Regions from separate parts of the Homo sapiens genome. Here regions 1 and 3 are each linked to region 2. Evidence: read pairs that join two places in POLR2A ChIA-PET (ENCODE). Cell type or tissue: OCI-LY7. All regions are shown on one strand. Each heading gives the region's core, and the rest is flanking DNA. Links, peaks and the distances in the headings are about the cores only.

Region 1 (6,569 bases), core at 755-5,754, 59 kb before region 2:
AAGAGTAAATAAGCCCGGATTTGACTTAGAACACATAGCCCTGAGCCACATCATCCACGTGCCCCCCAGCACTAGAGTGTGCCCTGGGATGAGCGGGCATCTGTCTGCTTCCTGACCACTGGTGCTGGCCACATGTTTCCTGGCCCACTGAGGACAGAGATGCTCTCCAGTCTCTTTAGTAGCATAGAGCTTTCTTCCTCTTTTGCCAATGTCCCTCAGTTTGACTCTCAGATGAAGAAACTGACTTGGTTGCCCCAGAAAAGCATGGCTTCCTTCCAAGCCTGGCCACAGTGACTGCAGGGGATGGTGGGCCCAGGAAAGATTCATGGCTATATCCTCCATGAGCCACAGGTTCAGGAATTTGCCCCCAAAGTCCTTTAGCTAGTAGCTGGCAGAGCCAGACAAGGAAAAGAATCTCACCTTAAAGTCAAGACAAGTCACCTCTCTACTATAAAGAGGAAAAGGCCGGGTGCAGTGGCACATGCCTGTAATCCCAACACTTTGGGAGGCTGAGGCGGGTAGATTACCTGAGGTCAGGAGTACAAGACCAGCCTGACTAACATGCTGAAACCCCTTCTCTACTAAATACAAAAAATTAGCCGGGCGTGGTGGTGCACATCTGTAATTACTTGGGAGGCTGAGGCAGGAGAATCACTTGAACCCGGGAGGTGGAGGTTACAGTGAGCCAAGATCGCGCCATTGTACTCTAGCCTGGGCAACAAGAGGGAAACTCCGTCCAAAAAAAAAAAAAAAGGCTGGGCACGGTGGCTCACGCCTGTAATCCCAGCACTTTGGGAGGCCAAGGTGGGCAGATCACCTGAGGTCGGAAGTTCGAGACCAGCCTGACCAAAATGGAGAAACCCTGTCTCTACTAAAAACATAAAATTAGACTGGCACGGTGGCGCATGCCTGTAACCCCAGCTACTTGGGAGGCTGAGGCGGAAGAATCGCTTCAACCCGGGAGGTGGAGGTTGCAGTGAGTCGAGATCAGGCCATTGCACTCCAGCCTGGGCAACAAGAGTGAAACTCCATCCAAACAAACAAACAAACAACAACAACAAAAAGAATAAAGAGGAAAGAACTAGGTTCAGCAAACAAAAGTCCTTCCTTTGTTCATCAAGAGGCTGCCCAGGACTTTGCCACTGAGAAAGGAGCGATACTCTGGTGCTGGTGGCGGGATCGGAGAACCCCTAAGTTGCAGACCTGTGCCCGAGGGCTGGACTCAGCCTTCAGATGTGTTGGTTTGGTTTACACAATGTTGACCCGCATGGTGTTTGCAGAATTTCTAAATTAGTTGGCAACATTTAAAAATCAGAGTATTTCTACCTAAAAAGAGATTTCTTTGGATTCTTTTGTAGGGGGTGGAAAAGGAAGCTCTTAGGCTCACAGGTTTTACACTCCTATGTGACAATTGGCTGGAAGTGAGCAGCAGCTACTCCTTTAGATAGACCCTCTCCCCTGTCCAGTTCAGCGATTTACCTGCCTGGCCTTGCTGCTCCTTGAGCTGTAGCCCCTCAACTGTACTGGGAACTGCCTGTGAGGCCGCTCTGGTACCTGGCATGATGCTGGCTGGGCTCCCTGTAAGTGCTTGGAAATGCTCAGCCACTATGGGGGAAGCTTGTGATGCAGCAGCTCTAGTCAGTGAGCCTTAACAACAGTCCTGTGACAAGACTTGTGGCTGGGCCTGAGGTTTGGTCCTTACCCCAACCCAGTCAGAGTGCAGCACCCTGGGCCCCAACCATGCTTCCATGCACTATCAAAACGCAACATCCTGCCCATTCTCCTCTGAAAATGTTAAAAGGAAGCCATGCTCTGGAGAACAGATCAATGGTCATGATGCCTCACATCCTGTCTCCAACAGAACTCAATGTTAGATGCTTTGGAGAAAGGAGTAGGAGCTGCACAAAGCACCACGTGGTGCAGCAGGTCCTCTTCTGATGAAGAAGACAGAGAGCAGAAGAGAGGGAAGTTCTTAGCGGTTAATGCTGCACCACTGCAATCTCAGTGGTGGAGGCTGCCAGAGGCTGGTTGAAATATCTAAAAAGATTGTACACAGCTAGGCGTGGTGGCTCATGCCTGTAATCCCAGCACTTTGGGAGGCCAAGGCAGGTAGATCACGAGGTCACGAGTTCGAGACCAGCCTGGCCAACATGGTGAAATTCCTTCACTACTAAGAGTACAAAAATTAGTAGGGCGTGGTGGCACACGCCTGTAATCCCAGCTACTTGTGAGGCTGAGGCAGGAGAACTGCTTGAACCTGGGATGTGGAGGTTGCAGTGAGCCAAGATTGTGCCACTGCACTCCAGTCTGGGTGACAGAGCAGAGACTCCGTCATGGGGGAAAAAAAAAAAATTGTACACAGATGGGGAAAAGGAAGCTTTCCAGGTCCTTCAGGGTTAACAGGGCCAGGAGAAGATGGAGACCAGTGATTCTTACCTGCTGTAGGCACGCTAATGTTATACTGAGGTAAAATAAATAGAAAGGCAGTCTTGGCTGTGACCTGTAAAACAAAGGAAAAGAGTTCCAGTTTAGCTTTTGGCCACATCAAAAGAAACAAGTGGAAGCTGCTAACCGCCCCTTTTACATCTTAGACCCTCAAACCTCTTGACTGAACGGTTCTGCCTAATGCAGAGTTAGCATTAGTTTTTGTTCTATTTTTCTTTAATGACATACCTCTCAATACCTGTACCCTGGGACTCAGATGGTATCTAGACTGGTACTCACTGCAGATGAGATGAAACAAGCTGTGCATGGCAGGACAGGAGCTCACAAGTGAATAGTACAAATTTGTCAGCCATTCGTTCATTCAGATATTTATCAGTTTAGTTCTGTGCATCAGCATTGTGGAAGACAGAAACTAATAAATAAAGTCACAACCTTCAAGAAGGTTAGGACCTAGCTGAGGTTTCCACAGCACTTTGGCTGCCTGTGCATTGGAGAGCAGCCCTGAAAGTCGACACCTGAGCTTCAGAAACAGAGAATTCCAGCTGCTAATTTCACATCTACCTTACTGGGAGGCATGGGGCCAGAAGTAACATCCCACATTCCTGGTTTGTTTATTTCAAAAACTGCCTTTAAAATCTTAGTTGTGCTGTGAAACAAAAAACTGTGGTTGCCACCTAGTTATGAATGGCCAAATCAGTACTGTGACAGTTTAGCCAGCAGGGGAGGGATGACAAAACCTGGGGGTTTGAAGGTTGGACTCAAGAATCGACTACCTGGGTTCAAATGCCAGCTCTGCCATTTTCTTGCTATGTATCTACCAGCAAGTAATCTTATACGCTGAGCCTCAGTCTGCTTGTCCATAAAATCAGGGGTGCTTGTAATACCTCAGCTAGTTTGGGTACTACAGACTGGTGTGGCGCTGGCCCAGCTGCTAGCGTTGTTCAAAGCTCCCCAGAGGTTTCGGATGTGCAGGTGGGCCTGAGAACCACCATCCACACTGTTCTGAAACCTGCAGCAAGGCCAGGTGAGGAGGCAGCCCAGGACCAGGCCTTTCCCAAGGGCCCTCTGGAGACACCTCGTCAATAAAGGGGTGCTGGTTCTTCTCTAACAGAGGTTTGAAGGATGCACATGTGAGGGATAGGGTGGAGGACAAACACACTGGACAGTGGCAAAGGCAGCATGGAAATGAGTGAATGATACATCACAGATGCCCTGTGTTGCCCAGACATGCCAGTGAGAGGTCACTATCCTCAGCTACCTCTAGAGACAACCCTCTCCTTTAAAGAGCAAATCTCCCCACTCCCCTGGTCAACAAGACCCATCCCATTCAGTGGGTGTCATTTACTCTGTACACAGAGATGCAGGACAAGACTTCTCGTGTCTTTGTGCTGCAGCCTTAGACATGTCCTATCAGGCTTGCAGGGAAAAACCCAAATGAGATTAGCTAAGAGGAGTGATAGAAAACACCAAGCCCTATCCGAATATACAGGTCTTCCTAATCCCCACCCTAAAACCTTATTACCTTTGGTCAAGACCTTTTTCAGTGTTCTCGACCTACCTTCCTGTCCAACTGCCTGTATTTTCTTTAGAACAGATGTGCTGGGTTTCAGCCAATATATTCTACTCACCACTTCCTTTGGGGAGTTTTAGCCACTCTCAGTTTGCGTCCTACCTTTCCTATACCCACCACCACACACACACAGCTCTCCTGATTAGAATCTCACACATCCCTTCATGACCCACCTCAATTGTAACCTCTGTGAAGCCATTCCCAGCTGTTCAAGGGGCATGATCTCTGCTTGCCGGATGCACTCTGTGTCATGCTCTGCTGTATTTATCATTTCCATACCCTTGTTCATAGTTCTCATCAGGCTCTCACCTCCTCCACAGTTCTCATCAGACTCCTCACAGTCCCACAGGCAGGGACTGTGCCGTCCCGTTCCCATTTATCCTCGCAGCCCCTCTTACGTAAGGAGCCCAGATGCACACAGTAAGTGCTCAGTAACGGCTCATTGCTTAAGATGAAAAATCAAAAGCCAAGTCAGCTTCACTCAGCTGTACTTATTCCCCCTCTGTCGTGGGAGCTGCCCCCAGTGCCATCATCCAGGCTGTCCTCTACCATCAACGGCCTTCTCTGTGAGACCTTTCCAGGCACTAAGCCACCTGAATCCAGCTCTGCCACAGAGCCCCTCCTGCCCACGCTAGCCATGTTGGCTCTCCCTCTCTGAACTCCACTCATATAGGTCATTCCTGGCCCAACCACCTAACACTTCATATTGTCTGACATGACTCCTCTGAAAATAAACCTCATCTTCTCAGCCTGAAATCCCTGTGAAGGAAGATCAGAGGAGTTGGAAGAAATGAGAGAAAGGAGGAGCCAGGAGAAAGCAGGCAGGCATAAACCAAACACTCTACCCTGCCTAGGCACATATCTCCCACTTGATTTCATTCAAGAAATGCACATGTCTTTTAGAGCACAGGGTGGAGACCTCTGTGGGGCTTGGGTTGTCTGCCATCCATTCTCCTCTCTTAATGGCACCAGGGTTTCCTGAGGGAAGCCTCTCTCCAGCTGTGTGTGGGCATAGGATGTGTGTGGGGTCACTACGGGGGATGGGAGGATGGAGGGGATAGACCCTCTCCTCAGGGCAGGAGCTGGGCCAACCGGACACCCTGCCCTGGGCTCTGGGTCTTGGGCGGGTATGAGGAGGTGCTGCTGGCCCCCACAGAGCCTCCTTCAGTTGGCCAGGGTCCACTTCTAGGACACATTATCATTCAATGGGAAGAGCACTGGTGTTCAACTCCGGCTGCACATTAGAATCCCTGGGGGAGCTTCTAAAATCTCTGTGCCTGAGCCACACCCCAGCCAATTAAACCAGACTCTTTGGGGCATGGGCATTTTGTCAAACTCCCCAGAGCATTCCAATGCGCTGCCAAGTCTGAGAACTTTTGCATTTTTTTTAAAGGAAGATAGACATCTGGTATGTGGGCTCTACATATATTCTTGCCCTCACCCAACATATACAGTTAACTGTCATCATTCACATGAATTATGTTCTCTCAAGTCACTGCAAACACTGAATTAGTGAACACTGAAACCTTGTTCCTGGGAGAAATACAGGGTTAGGTTCCTGCAAGCCTCTGGTCCCATTTTTGTCAACAGATCAATTCATAACCTTGTTTTATGTGTGTTTCTGTTTAAAGACACCTAATTTAACATATATTGTTGATTCATTAACATTGAATTCATGGCCAACAGCGCCATAACTCATGCCAGAATAAAGCTTGTCTAACCACATATGCTATCTCCATGAGGCACATCATAGTCATCCTACGCTTAGGATGCTAGACAGCACTTCTGCATGACAGTTGGGGGCCATTTTTAAATAGTGAAATCACCAAAAAGCAGCAGAAAAATGCAAAAAATGTGGCACTAAAGAGACTACGAAAAGGACATCTGTCTACAGGATGAGAGCCGGAACTGGAGGCAGAGTGTCGCCTTGTTTGGCCTCAACTGGGAATGTGAGTGTTGGGCAACCCAAAAGTGTTTGCAGCTCTGCACATCTCTGTGAATGACCAAAGAAGCTGATTTGGGGGTTACAAATAAATCTCAGCAAGTAAGCGAATTTGCAAAAACAAAATCCACAAATAATAAGGATCAAACGTATCAGGGAAAACCTGAACGTCAGCACCATGAGGGCCAAGATTTTTTTTCTTTTTTAACAACTGTATTCAGGTATAATTTACACAACAAAAAAAAAAAATCACCCATTTTAAGTGTACAGCTCTAAAGCATTTATCTTTATTTTTAAACTGTCTCTTCCTTGGGGAAACATAAGCTGTAGGAGCGTGGGGATCTGACCTGCCTTGATGATCTGACTTGCCTTGTTTGAGGTGCACATCCATGGATGGCTTCAAACTGCCCCAGAACAGAGCGGCACTCAGCAAATGCTTAAATGAACACAGTGACTAAGCAGGAGAGAGTCGGTGCTGTGCTCAGCTATCTGACCCTCATCCTGTCATCTGTCCACGATTATTCTTCTCTGTATGTCTTCTCTCTCTCGGTCTGTCCCAGAGCTGGGTGAATAGTAGGTTTCTCATAAATTCCTATTTGACAAACTCATACT
Region 2 (8,281 bases), core at 1,345-6,344:
TGTGAAACCCTGTCTCTACTGAAAATACAAAAATTAGCCAGGCATTGTGGCAGGTGCCTGTATTCCCAGCTACTCAGGAGGCTGAAGCAGGAGACTCGCTTGAACCTGGGAGGCAGAGGTTGCTGTGAGCTGAAATTGTGCCACTGTACTCCAGCCTGGGTGATAGAGCAAGGCTCCGTCTCAAAAGAAAAAAAAAAAAAAAGAATTACCATACCAATTAGAAGAGAAGATGACTGAAAACAACTGGCTTGTGTATCCTGGAGCTTACCTGCTGAACCCCAGGCCTACTACCGTGCTCCTTACCTGTTTGTTCTCCACTCATCTCATTCCTTATTTTATGGATACTTGACAGCACACTCAGGGAACATGGCCTGTTGCCCATTCCCAGGAGACATTCCCTAATCAGGGTGAGCCAAGCATGGTTACCCCAGGCTACTTTAGGGGAGGGTATGTGTACTAGTTTTCTGTTGCTGTTGTAACAAATTACTACAACTTTAGCTCAAAACCACACACATTTATTTTCTTACAGTGATATAGGCCAGAAGTCTGGTTCATGTCTCACTGGGCTAAAATCAAGGTGTCCACAGGGCTGTGTTCCTTTCTGGAGGCTTGAGGGTAGAATCTGTTTCCTTGCTGTATCAGGTGTTGGCTGATTTTAGTTCCTTGCAGCTGCAGGACTGGGGTCCCTGTTTCCTTGCTATCTGTTATCTGGGGGTCTCTATTAGCTTCTAGCAGCCTCTCTTTTTTTTTTGTTTTTTGTGGTTTTTTTGTTTTTTTTTTAATGATTAAGTATAGAGTTTTTTTTAGGCTAAAGCTTGAGGATAGCCACCTGAGGGCATACATTCAAGTTGCCCTGAGTGCACATTCCTATTAGCAGTAGTTACAGGTGGCACTTGTTTGTTTTTATTGCTACATTATATTTATACATATTTAAGGGATCTCTCTCCTGTTCTTATACATCACCTCCTACATCTCATCCCCAAATACTTCCCACGCTGCCATCTCCCTTACTCCCCTGGGCTAATGTGATTAGATGGGGCGCACTGGTAATCCAGCATAGCCTCCCCATCTCAAGATTCATGCCCTTAATCATATCTGCAAAGTCCCTTTTGCCATGTAAGGTAACATAGTCACAGGTTCCAGGGGACTAGAATTTGAACATCTTTGACAGCATTATTCTGCCTATTACAGTATGTAAACCATCCTTGCCAATGAAATGTAGAGAGAAATCTGCTGAGGCTTGCAGGGAGGATTTTGCTCTCTGATTAAAAAGAGAGACATTAAGGAGGTCTGCTTTGATTGAGGTGATGTGAGCTTGGCAGCTATCTAATGACCATAAGGCCCTAACATCAAGAATAAAAGCAGACACACTGAGAACAGCAGTAAGAGTATCAAAGTGAAAAAGTAGAAAGAGCTTGGCCTTTTGATAACAATGTTTAGCCACCAAGCCAATCCTAAAGCACCTACTTCCAGACTTCTTGAGAGATACTTTGCTATCTTTATTGCTTAAGCCACTGTTAGTTAAATATTGTTACTTGTAGCTAAAATCATCCCAATAGTCTGTTACTTATAGCTAAATCATCCCAGATCATCCCAATATTCTGTTATTTGTAGTTAAGTCATCCCAGATAAAATTTAACACCTTTATTATTGGTCCATTTCAATAATACCTTGATTTACTGCTTGGTAATTAATTTGTCTGTCCTACCTATTAGTAGTATCTTGGTCCTACTATAGTACTCATACTACCCACCTCCTCCCTAAACTTTTGCCTATTTAACTAAGGTCCTGGCCTCCTGCCTAGTTTCTCCTGACACCCTCTTTAGGGGCTAGGCAAGGCCCCTATATTTCCAGTTATGGCTGGGGATTAGTCTTGGATGAACAGATCTCCCCAGCCCATGACACTGCCTATAGATTGTACCTCCTAATTGAGATGATTGTCTGAATTATACCTGACTTTGCTGCCTTTAAAACATGATTACTTGGAAAGCTGACTGACTTCACAGTGGCTCCATCTCCCCAGCCCTGACCCATCCAGTTTCACTGTTTAATCCTGCATTTCCAGGGTCACATCATAATACACTCTGTCCATCTTGATATCTCTGGTGTCTCTCCTTTTGTTTTTTTGAGACAGGATCTCGCTTTGTCACCCAAGTTGGAGTACAGTGATACAGTCTTGGCTCACTGCAGCCTTAACCTGCTAGGCTCAAGTGATTCTCCTGCCTCGGCCTCCCGAGTAGCCGGGACTACAGGTATGCACCACCATACCTGGTATTTTTTTTGTAGACATGGGGTTTCGCCGTATTGCCCAGGCTAGTCTCAAACTCCTGGGCTCAACTGATCTGTCTTAATATCCAGGCATACTAGACCACTGGCCATTCTTTGACTAGTCTTTTCACTTTTATGCTTTTACTCAACTTCTCATGCTGGTCCTGTAATCAGAAATGCCCTTTCTAGACTCTTATATCTTTACCACTAAATCCTCATGACAATCTTGTGAGGAGGTGCTATTATTCCCATTTTGCCAATGATTAAAAAAAATTAGGTAACTTATTTAGGGTCATACAGAGTGGCAGACTGGGATGCTAATGCAGGTATCTCTTACTTCAAAGCTCATGTCCTTTCATTCCCATGTTTGGCATTTTAGAGATAGATAGTGCCCAACCCAAGACTTGAAGGACTTATTTCCCTCAATGTGTTATAAGCACCCTGTGGGCAGGTCTGATTATTTATTGACCACTAGAGTCAGTGGCGTGCTTGTAAAGGGTTAACAACTGACTCTCCAAGGGGCATGGGGGAGGCCCTGATTTACAGAGGTTTTCTGAGTCCTGTGGAGTAAATACTCCCATCTGTCTGATTCCGAGCTACTAGCATGACGTATGTCACTGAACAAGGGGTAGGGAACAGGTGCGCAGTAGCACACGTTAGAGGGTATTTCCACTACACAGACATCATTCATCTGAGCAGCCTCAAGGGCACAGTTAATAGTAAAATGGGAAATAATTAAGAAATGATGAGTTTGTATCTTTATTAACTTCATTTTAAATCTGATTTATTCAACAGTTATTTTATGTAATTTAATCTTTAATAATCATTACATTTAACAATCAGTTTGCAAATTTCCTAAAAATTTAACAATTAGACTCATAAACTGGTTTGAACTAGCTCCAGCTCACCACTGCTAGAGTCTATTATAATACTTTGCTTTTAGTAGACACGGAATGGTGGTAAGGATGCTAATAAAAAGAACATGATTCTCCACTTATGAGCTTTGAATGCAACTGGTAACCCAGATTTCAATATTCTTTCCTACATCTGAGACTTTCTTAGTTCTATCTCTCACACTTAACAGAAGGCCAAACAAAAAATAGTTGAGGGTGGATACCAAAGAATAGCCAAAGCTCCAACTAAGGACTGTGAATACTGAACTCTGCCCAGGGTCAGGGTGGGGCCCGATGCCTGCTTGCAGTTGAAAACAGTCCTCTACAATTGGGCTTGAGCAAGCCTCTGAGCTATAACTGTCTTTCCTCCTCGCCTCTTCCTGACCACACCCACAACAAGAGAAGCACTGAAGAAAAAGCACCAGTCATAATATTCTATTACATTCCAGAAAGGACAACCTCCCAGGAAGTGGGGAGCCTAGAAAGAAGTAAAACCTAAATTGCATCCTCCCAAAGGAGGCGAAGTCCTGAACTTCAGCTATCTTAACCTTTTGTTATGGGTGCAGTGCTGATCTTAATGGAAACTGGAGTGGGCAGGCACAGCTTAGGGAGAGAGGGACAGCTGGTGAATCAGCTGTGTTGCATTACAGTCAGCACTATCCCTGTCATGGTTCAGGGATTATACCATATATGGACTCAGGCTCAGGACAGGCGAGCCCACTGATTTGCTTCAGGACTCCCCTAGAATTGCATCTTGGGATTAGGTCATCATTACTAGAAAAGGGAGACCCCAGAGAGGTTGTCAGTATGAAGAAATCAGGACCAACTGTGGTCTGGTAAGGCAAAGATGAAAGAAGGAGGGTGCAGCCGAGCTGTGCTTGGGAATGAAGTCCAGAGCCTGAGAAAGCTGTGGGAGTGATTCTGAGAGTGGTTGCAAAGGGAGTGAGGGTTACAGCAGAGGACCGGCCCCCTTCTGCAGACTCCATCCTGCCTCTCACCCGCCTGGGGCTGCAGGAGCTGTATCCTGAGGCAGACTCAGTCCAGTTTAATAGGGATCAAGGGGAATAGCTCCCAAATTTTAAACATGAGAGGCAGTTTCTCTTACTGTGGGTGAGGGTGGCTGTGATGCTGCTGAAGATGCAGAAACCCTACTGGCCAAGTTGGAGACAGTCCAGGCTCTGAGTTATTCTAAGGTCAAGGTGGGTTCACCCAAGCAGAACACAGCTCATTAACCTCCATCCCCCAACTCTCTGTTCAGGCTGGGTGATACAGCCATGTGGGGCTATGGGCATCTAGGGGGAAAGAGAGGAGAGAGGGATGGGGGAGTGATCTGGGAAAGCAGCTTTTAAGAGATGGCCAATAAGTTGTATCTAATTTGTAAAGATTAAACTACTTTTTTTTGGTGTTTGACCAATTTCATTGCTTTAACTTTTTTTTTTGTTTTTAAGGACCAGCTTGAAGTGTTTCAGGACACTTCTCTCTGTGTGTGCCTCTTGATTTTGTTCAGAAGCCCAGTACTATGGAATACTCTATCGCAGTGATAATTAACTACTCGATATGCAAAACACAGACAAATCTCACAAACATAATGTGGAGCAAAAGAAGCCAGAAACAGAAGAGTACTGTGAAATCCCATTTATGTCAAGCTCAAAACCAGGCAAGACCAATCTGTGATGTTAGAAGTCAGGATAGTGGTCCCTTTGTTGGTGGTTGTGGCTGGGAGGGGCTAGAGGGCTCCAGGAGTGCTGGTAATGCACTAATTCTTTGTCTGGGTGCTGTTTACACAATGTGGACATACTGGGCTGTCCATTTATGATCTGTGCACATTTCTGTACGTATGCTGTATTTCAATCAAAAGTCTCAAAAAAAAAAAAAAAAAAGAGAGAGAAAGAGAGAAACCAGAATGTAATCTTGTGAAATAAGTAGTCACAGGAAGTATGAACTATGTGCCAACCAAAATAAGCCTCTGAGGATTGGTGAGGCTGGAGAACAGTATCATAGGGCTAAGAGTCAGAGAACCTGATTTCCAGTCCCACTTCTGTTATTCACTGGCAAAAGGATGCTGGAAACTTAGCTCCCCTCAACTCATAACAGCCAGTGATTAAATGAAGGCCTTCAGGAAAATCTAAAGATGTTCCCCATTCCATGCCTTGCCAGGAAAGGTTAAGGATCCCAGCTGAAGACCAAACACGAAGAAACTTGGATGACTAGTAACAATCTCATGTTTGTATAATGCTTCCCACTCCCAAAGCACTTTCATAATCATTATGCCATTTGATTTTTCATAATAAGATCAGGAACGCAGGCTCTAGGGCCAGACTGGCTGGGTTGGAATCCTAGCTCCATCTGTTGCTAGCTGCTTGACCTTGGGCACATCGTCCCTCTGCCTCAGTTTCCTTATCTGCAAAACAGGGACATGAGGGGATTCAATGAATTTAACATGAAAAACATTTACAATGATGCCTACCACAAAGTTATCATTTGATAAATGTTAGTTAAAACAGGAACAAAAGTCCAGATAGTGTTATCTAGATTTTATAGCTGAAGAAACTGAGGCTCACAGGTTATCACAAGACTAATTCACAGCAGATCCAGAACTGAAACCCAGGCCTTCTGGGTTACAACACTGACTTGTTAGGTTATCTGGAATAATCTAAATGGACTTGTCTATTTTTATGTGATAATAATAATAACAATAATAACAATAACACTACCTTTTACTGAGTACTCACTAAGTGTTTTACATACTATGTCTCATTTAATCCTCATAAGAATCTATGAGGCACGTGTTGTTATCCCCATTTTAAAAAGGGACAAACTGAGGACTAAACATTGAGAAAGCAAACCTGGATCACCCAGCTAGTGACAGGGAAGGCCAGATTCTGAATGCAGGTCTCTGCAAACCCAGGACCTGCGTTTTCAACCACTTACATTCCATAACCTCTGGATAGAAAAAGACCACCATGGTTACTGCTTTATAAACATTTGGGGGTTTCTGGGACAAATTGGGTGATTTTTGTAAGTTCCCCAAGGTCAGAAAGAGCCCTTCTTATCCATCTTTCATCCTTCTCCTGTGCATCAGGTACTGGACCTCCATAGGTGTCCCAGAGGCTCCCATGGAAGGATTTGCAAATCAGGTTCCAAGAGCTTAAAAAGCCAGGCTTAGTAGTGGAGAGGCACCAGATGAACTCTTGATAGCCCAGGCAAGAACTGGGCACCAGCAGCATTACTTGATGGTGTCAAAGAGGTAGAGGACCAAATGCCAGGATGCAGAGGGAGCCATGGTGCCTGGACACAGAGACTTTGCCACAGCTATCAAGTTTGCAAAATGAAAACAAAGGGAGAGATTAATGAGACTCCACCTAGAAGCAGCCACTCCTGGACAGGCTGCCCTTCCTAGATGGCTTCAGATGGCTGCCAGGGAACATCTGCCTGGTTAAGATTTCAAGTGAAGACCTAATCGAAGCAGCCCTTTGGCAGGCTTTGCACTGGCCGGCCTGACTCTGACATACGCTCCGATGCCCACACATGGTTGTGGCTGGCAGCTCAGACAGACACGACTGTTTTGGCTTCTGTCATTTCTTTTTCTTCCTCCAGGCGCTCAAGTTCTTGATCCCAGCTCGCCTGATTAGGGGTCGTCATCAGTCCGCGCACCCTGCCTGTACTTCCTGGGGCCCCCTGGTGGATGATCAAAGGATAAAGGGATAGTTGGAGGCAGGAAAGAGAGAGTTGGGGATGATAGTGCAGTGGACTGTGTGGATCTTTCCCCATAGGCTTCTAAGAAGTCTTTTGTGAATATCTCTCTCGTCCCCCACTGGGTGAATGATTTACTATGACTAAAGGGGCCACACACACAACAGCTCTCACCCTGGAATGGACTTTGAGAGGGAAGCAAAAGGAAGCATTGCCTTCTTTCCTGGACTTCCCTTTGGAGCACCCCACAACTCTCAGGGGATTTAGAAGGTAACACATTTAGAGCTTTCCCAAAAGAATGTGCAGCTGTGGCTTGAGCAAAAGGTGTTTACTCCCACGGAGGTGGGATTTTTATTGCTAGTTTCAACATCAAGTAGGTGTGAAAGTTATATACAAATCCTGACAATCAATACCACCTGAGAAAGGCGAGAAAGAGGGCTGCATGGGCCAATGCTTCACAAACTTAAGGTGCACAGCTTGGAAGCATTGAATTGTGGGGGGTGGGGATCTTGTAAAGTGAAGATTCTGAATGAGTAGGTGTGGGGTATGGCCCACAGTCTGTGTTTCCAACATGCTTCTGCCACAGGAAGACTGCTCTGGACTAAGAAATAGTCCTGTGCATTTCTTAGCACCAACGCTCACCTCCCCCCACCAAAAACATGAAATAAAACAAAACAGGGACATTGCATTTCCTGGAAGTGTCTTACATGACACCAATTAAAACTATCTTTTTTTCTTGCTCATAAATATATTCTTTTTCCTTTTTTTTGAGACGGAGTCTCTCTTTTTTGCCCAGGCTGGAGTGCAGTGGTGTGATCTCAGCTCACTGCAACCTCCGCCTTCCAGGTTCAAGCAATTCTCCTGCCTCAGCCTCCTGAGTAGCTGGGATTACAGGAGTGTGCCACCACACTCGGCTAATTTTTTGTATTTTTAGTAGAGATGGGGTTTCACTATGTTGGCCAGACTGGTCTTGAACTCTTGACCTCAAGTGATCCACCTGCCTCGGCCTCCCAAAGTGCTAAGATTATAGGCGTGAGCCACTGTGTCTAGCCTAGAAATGTATTCTTTTTTTTTTTTTTGAGATGGAGTTTCGCTCTGTCGCCCTGGCTGGAGTGCAGTGGTGCCATCTCGGCTCACTGCAACCTCTGCCTCCTGGGTTCAAGTGATTCTCCTGCCTCAGCCTCCCGAGTAGCTGGGACTACAGGCGTGCACCACTACACCCAGCTAATTTTTGTATTTTTAGTAGAGATGGGGTTTCTCCCAGCTAATTTTTGTATTTTTAGTAAAGATGGAGTTTCACCATGTTGGTTGGCCAGGATGGTCTCGATCTCTTGACCTCGTGATCCACCCGCCTCAGCCTCCCAAAGTGCTGGGATTACAGACATGAGCCACCGCGCCCAGCCAAAACTTATTCTAAAAGGTTTGAC
Region 3 (6,569 bases), core at 755-5,754, 66 kb before region 2:
CTCCATTTTTATAGTAAGGAAGGAAGATAAAGAAAGGATACTTCCATGACATAAAACAATGTAGCAAAGATGAATGAAGGGCTGAAGAGAAGTTGATAAGATCCCAGGTTTCTGCATTGCTTTTTGTTTTTGTTTTTTTTGGCCCAGGCTGGAGTACAGTGGCACAATCTCAGCTCACTGCAATCTCTGCCTCCCAGGCTCAAGCGATTCTTGTGCCTCGGCCTCCTGAGTAGCTGGAATTACAGGTGTGCCCCACCACACCCAGCTAATTTTTTTGCATTTTTAATAGAGACTGGGTTTCACCATGTTGGCCAGGCTGGTCTCAAACTCCTGACCTCAAGTGATCTGCTCACCTCGGCCTCCCAAAGTGCTGGGATTATAAGCATGAGCCACTGCACCCGGCCTGCATTGCTTTCTTGATGCACCATTCCTTTTTATAAAGCTGTAACCCTCCCTGTAGCTTTCCAGAAAGAAATATACAAGGATTCCTAGGTGCCAGGCACATACTACAGACTCCACTGTACTTCAAAGTTCTGTGGCTTCTGCATACAACATCGCCTGGGCATGACACATGCATTCCATAGGCTGCCTCACGTGAAGAATGCTTACAGCTAGGGGAAGGTGTGAACTTTTTAAAATTCATTGAGAGCTATAAAGAAAAAATAATCTCTCAAGAATCACATACAAAAAAATTTTTTTTAATTAAGGCTTTTTTTTTAAACTTACAGAAAAAATAACAATTTCAACAAACCCACTGTTAAATTGACAAAAATTATTTCAGTCAAAACAACTGATTAGAAAAAAAAATTATCCAGCTGGGCATGGTGGCTCACACCTGTAATCCCAGCACTTTGAGAGGCCGAGGTGGCGGATCACTTGAGGTCAGGGGTTCCAGACCAACCTGGCCAACATGGTGAAACCCATCCCTACTAACAATACAAAAATTAGCCGGGCGTGGTGGCGGGCGCCTGCAGTCCTTGCTACTCGGGAGGCTGAGGCAGGAGAATAGCTTGAACCCAGGAGGTGGAGGATGCAGTGGGAAGAGATTGTGCCACTGTACTCCAGCCTGGGCAACAGAGCAAGACTCTATCTCAAAAAAAAAAAAAGAAAAGAAAAGAAAAGAAAAAAATTATCCTACCTAGGTAGAAGAAACGATTTGATCAGGAGAAATAGGAAAGTGAAATTCAAGTAAAGATGTGGGGTGGGGTCCAGGTCAGAAAGGGTGCGGGGTGGGGTGGGGTGGGAGGAAGAGCAAGATGATTCACTAGGAGAAGACATTTGGGGGCTCAGTGCAGCAGTTCAAAGATGTGGGTCAGCAGGTGCTGGCCACCGTTCCCGCTGACTGCAGGCTTCAGGCTGGTTAACAATCAGCCACAGCCACTCTGTGGTTCTGCTTATTTAAACTGCCACAAGCTCCACATGGAATGGGATAAATTATCAGAGCTACGACAGGGAATTGCATAAAAATCAAGCTGCGTCTGAAGAAGACACTTCTAGGTTGCACGGAGGTGTTCAGTGTGTGAAAATTCATTGAGCTGAACACATGATTTGTCCACCTTTCTGCACAATTGTTACACTTAATAAGTTTTAGTTATTGGAAAAAAAAATCAAGTCCAGGGCTGGCCATAAGACCTGGGTCAGAGGCTCCCCATTCTTTTTCAGATGGCCAACCAATAAGGCCAGGGACACTGGGGGCCGTGGTTTTTCTCTTATTCATACAAACAGAACCTCAGGGCCAGAGAGCTTTGTGGCTGTTTGGCTCAACAGGGCCAGGACAGAGCCAAGTCTCTACCTCCCTGGTTGGGACTGCCTATGCCCACTGCCCCATTTGATAAACCCAGCTTTTCTAAAGCTTTCCAGAACCCTGGTGCTGTACAGGTGTGAGCACCCCAGCCCCTCCTTGGCTCTCGCTGGTGCATCCTTGGGAGCACCAATCAATTCTCTGAGCCTCAGTTTCCTTGGCTATAAAAGGAGCAGGCCAGACTAGATGAGTCTCAAGTCTCCTCCAGGTGTATGGGCCACAGATTAGGTAGCTTTCATCCGTAATCAAGTATGGCTTCCATCTCCAGAGCCACCGCTGCCCACCTGTCTCTTTCCTTTCTTGACCCCCATGAGCTCATCTTACAAAGAGGGGCTCAGCTTGATAAGTGATGTCAATCTTTCAAGTATATGATACAAGCAGGAGACAACACTAATTCCTGCCAACCAGCAAAGGGAACAAGAATCATTTTGAGCCCTGGAAAAAGGCCTTTGGCTGAATGAGGCTTTAAAACCATCTGTCTGAGGTTGTTTTGACTGCAGCAAGTCTCATCCTAGAAGAGGCTGCGAGAACAATGGCCAAGCTATAGTGTAGGAGGTTCTCAGGCCTTTCATCTCTGGCTGCAAAATGCAACAGAGCAGATGGTAGTAATAAAGCCAACTGGGATCCTCAGGGCTCTGGGATGGATTCTTGTTACCTTTGATCACTGTAAAACAAACCTTTCTCTGGAAGAGTTCCCTCAACCTTAGCCTTGGTGTTCTAGGTGTGCAGCAGCAGGCAGGCTGAGCAACATCAAAGCTACCAGAACTTCTGCTCACACTGCCTTACAAACGTGTACATGACTTTTTTTTTTTTTTTTTTTTTTGAGACCGAGTCTCGCTCTGTCACCCAGGCTGGAGTGCAGTGGCGTGGTCTCAGCTCACTGCAACCTCCGCCTCCTGGGTTCAAGTGATTCTCCTGCCTAAGCCTCCCGAGCAGCTGGGACTACAAGTGCCCACCACCACGCCCGGCTAATTTTTTTGTATTTTTAGTAGAGATGGGGTTTCACCGTGTTAGCCAGGATGGTCTCGATCTCCTGACCTCTTGATCCGCCCGCCTCGGCCTCCCGAAGTGCTGGGATTACAGGTGTGAGCCACCGTGCCCAGCCACAAATGTGTACATGACTTCTTAGGAAGCTGTATAGCACCAGCTGGAAACCAACTCCACCAGTGATACTCCCCACCTCCCCCCAGCTTTCCCAGACCAAATATTTATAGAAAAACAAAAACTAGAAAAGGACAGAAAGATGCAAATGAGTTACTGGGTTTAGGGGTTTCCCTATCCTACCTTTGAGGTTAGAAGTGTAGGATTATTTGAAAGCCTAGAGATTTTCGCCCACCTCATTTAAAGCCGTGCTTCTCGGGCTTTACGGGGCACAGGAATCTCCGGAGCTCTTGTTAAAATGTAGGTTTTGATGCAGCAGGTCTGCGGTGGGGCCTGAGAGTGTGTTTTTCTCACAGGTTCCCAGGTGGTGCCGATGGTGTTGGTCTACGGAAAATCTGAGTAGCAAGCCCTTCAGAGGACTCCCAGGGCTTCCTGTCTACAAGAACCACTGGGGCTGAGGGAGTGGTCATCACTCTGGATTTTGCAGATGCAAGATGGAGATCCAGGTGTTAAGTGTTTCACCCAAGACCATTCAGCGTTAAGTGTTTCACCCAAGACAATTCAGCAAATTAGTAGCACAACCCAAGACAACCTTGTGGCTAAATGCTTAGCCCATTTGGGCTCACCTGTTCTAGATCAGAAAGGAAGCCAGCAGGCCTGGAGTCTGCCTGTGGGAAGAATCAAACTTTTCTTTTCTGGCCTTTATAGTCTATACATTTCTGATCACACACTAGATACTTTGTGGTAGTTTAATTAGAAAGAAGACTCAGAGTGTGTAATGGTAAGACCAGAAAACACATATTTTATTCCTTGCCAGAACCGAGCAGGGTGGATGGTTGTGGCCAGTTAAATTTGAATTTCAGATGAATGATGATTAATTTTCTAGTATAATGCTATCTCATACATAATTTGGGACGTAATTATACTTTTAAAAAGATATTTATTGTTTATCTGAAAATTTAACTGGCAGTCCTGAATTTTTATTCGCTAATAGAAAGGCAAGCAGGAATGAGGAGAGCAGAAGTTAGTAAAGGAATATTTCCTGCTTCATCACTGTTGTCCTTAAAGAAAACCTCAAGGACGCCAGGGTGGCAGGGGCTCCACCAGGATGCATAAGATGCATCACTGCCACTACTGTGTGCATCTCTCTGAATGAAGCTTAATCTTTTTAACCAGCTGATTATAATGCACAAAATCATAAATTTATAGCTGGTGTTGTGAGCTAAACTTGTGTCTCCCTCACCTCCACCAAAACTCTTGTTGATGTCCTAACTCCCAGCATCTCAGAATGTGACCTCATTTAGAAACAGGGTCTCTGCAGATGTAGTTAGTTAAGATGAGGTCACCGTGGAGTAGGTTGGGCCTCTAATCCAATACGACTGTGTCCTTATGAAAAAGAGAAATTTGGACACACAGACTGACACGCACACAGGGAGAAGTCCGTGTGAAGACTGACACTTCACACGCGAAGGAACTACCAGAAGCCAGGAGGGAAGCCTGGACTAGATCCTTCCCAGAGCCTTCCAAGGAGCGCGGCCCCTCTGCTGGCCCCGTGGTCTCGGGATTCTAGAATCCAGAACGCTGGGATGGTAAATTTCTATTGTTTCAGCCACTAGGTTTGTGGTACTTTTGTTACACCGGCCCTAGGAAACTAATACTGGGAGCTGGGAAGACGAGAAAGGAGTATAGAAGAAGAGGGAGTTACAGCAAAACAAAACCATCAAGAAAAAGCCTCATCCACATTACTTATTAGCTTTGTTCCTTAGAACTTGAAAACATCCGCTGAGGAAGACACAGGGAGTTGGAAATGATGGACCCCCTTGTATGAAAACAGTTACTGGCTCTACTAAAATTCAGTTTTAAATGTTGAGTTGAGCAAGCTATACACTACTTAAGGAAGAAACCTTAGAAGTCAGAATTTACCCTGGTTATGCAAAAAAAAAAAAAAAAAAAAGGTACATTTCCAAGAGTAGAGTACGATCTAAGGAGATTTTGGGGAGGGTTTTAAAAATCACAACCTTAACAGACTTGTTATTGTAAAGTGTTTTTTCCCATGAGAAGTTTGCTTTCCTCCAGTTCTTACAAACCAAACATTACCATATTGGGTTAGTGATTAAGAAGCTCAAAACAAAATTAAGCAGGCTATCCTGATTTCATTGTCTCTCTTGATTATTTGCTTGTCTTATTTCCAACAGCCCCAAATGGCAAGATTTAAATAAAAGACAGGCTACTTAAAACACTTTATCTTCTCTTGCTAAAGTAACTGAAACCCCCTCCATTTAGCATGTACTTCACTGTACCTTTTCCTCTACCCAGGCCTGTTCTGGGCCTGGAGGAGGATTCCAGGAGCAGAATTCAATAGTGCCACCCTGGGAAAATGCCAAACCCCACTGGTTCCAGTCACGCTGGCCTATGTACAGTTACTAGAACCCCCTGAGGTGTCTGCGCCCTCACTTGAGGGCTTTTGCACATGCTGGTCCATGTGCCCGGAGTGCTTTCTTCTGCCCAGACCTCTCACTCTACTCACAACACAACACAACCCCCACACTCAGAAACATCTTCTGTCGCCACCCCTTTGCTTTTCCTTACCACATAACCTTGTACATTTCCTTCATCACCCTGTTACAACTACAATTTAATTCATTGTTTACTTGTTTATTACCTATCTCTCTCTAATAAATGATGTTTCATGACATCAGAGATCAGATGGGTTCTGGACATTATTTTACACCCAGACCCTGGCTAACAATAGGCACACAAATATTTGCCTAGCTTGATTAATTAATTAAGCAAATGAAGGCATGACATGATCCACAGTGGCACTCCACTACCCCCACTCCGCCTTACTCAAACATTGTAGGAAGCTTTTTCTGCCCAGAGGGTCTGAGTTCAGCTCTAGAGTGTGCTGTCTATGCTTCTCATGCTGTTGTGAGAAGAATGCTTGAGGATATCACTTGTCTGCCAATGTCTCTGGGAAGGTTTCAAACTCAAAAATCAACCCTCTGATCATGATCTGGCTTCACAAATAAGCCCTTCTTATAATAAAAGGATGCCCAATCACATGCACTTCAACTTTTTTGGTCTCCAGGATAATTCTTTCTCATGGTAAATTAGTAAGACAGCTCTGGGTATGTGGGGTATGATCCAGCATCCCCTGTAAGTTGACTTCAGGGAGAAATGTAATGAAAACACCAGCACAATGTTTGATGACTGGCTATCTCTATAGACATTTATAAACTGGTATTCTGATTTTTTTTTAATCCTGTGCATTTTATATTTACAAAACAACTTTAAATTTAGGGTTTATGGGTCATGAGTATTAAATGACAGAAGGTATTTTGGCAATACATACATAAAACCTTTACATACTACTTAACCCAGAAATTCCAGTAATAGGAAGTTATCCTAAGAAAGTCATCACAAATAAATGTAAAAATTTAGCCACAAGAATGTTCACTGTAGTACTATTTACAATAAAAACAGGAAACCTAAATATCCATATGGGGCTGATTGGATAATTTGTGGTAATCCCTATTAAGAAACATCCTGCAGCTTTTCAGAATATCTGGTTAAATGGAATGATAATCGAGGACACACAAAAAGGTTCATCATATTATAAAAACAAAAAATTGTGTTATAAATCAATATTCCAAAACGTTCTAACTTT

What was found. ChIA-PET counts read pairs that join two places held together with the same protein. Peaks named below come from ENCODE experiments on the same cell type or tissue, not always from the same donor. Only the 100,000 strongest peaks of a DNase experiment are listed, where the experiment ranks them.
Region 1: POLR2A ChIA-PET joins it to region 2 with 18 read pairs; 5 of 35 experiments call an interaction of 5 or more read pairs at or near these places.
Region 3: POLR2A ChIA-PET joins it to region 2 with 24 read pairs; 5 of 35 experiments call an interaction of 5 or more read pairs at or near these places.

The regions. Positions count from the first base shown.
Region 1 is chr6:52,533,347-52,539,915 of GRCh38, forward strand. TRAM2 (translocation associated membrane protein 2) reads right to left here. Exons shown (of 11, transcript NM_012288.4): 2 at 2,437-2,500. Among named protein-coding and RNA genes, the nearest start is that of TRAM2, 40 kb to the right of the region's middle. RefSeq lists enhancers at 3,624-3,673, 3,854-3,943, 4,194-4,253. In OCI-LY7, for the core only: CTCF peaks have their summits at 3,192 and 3,394; DNase peaks (open chromatin) are centred at 1,825, 2,555, 3,395 and 4,095; H3K4me3 peaks cover 3,153 bases; H3K27ac peaks cover 4,269 bases.
Region 2 is chr6:52,591,593-52,599,873 of GRCh38, forward strand. LOC124901330 (a long non-coding RNA gene) reads left to right here and starts at 2,213. Exons shown (of 2, transcript XR_007059610.1): 1 at 2,213-2,252; 2 at 4,610-8,281. In OCI-LY7, for the core only: a CTCF peak has its summit at 4,255; DNase peaks (open chromatin) are centred at 2,879, 3,519, 3,849, 4,359 and 1 weaker place; H3K4me3 peaks cover 2,892 bases; H3K27ac peaks cover 4,723 bases.
Region 3 is chr6:52,526,285-52,532,853 of GRCh38, forward strand. The region is part of intron 2 of TRAM2 (translocation associated membrane protein 2); the gene reads right to left. Among named protein-coding and RNA genes, the nearest start is that of TRAM2, 47 kb to the right of the region's middle. In OCI-LY7, for the core only: no CTCF peak of the experiment used is centred there; no DNase peak of the experiment used is centred there.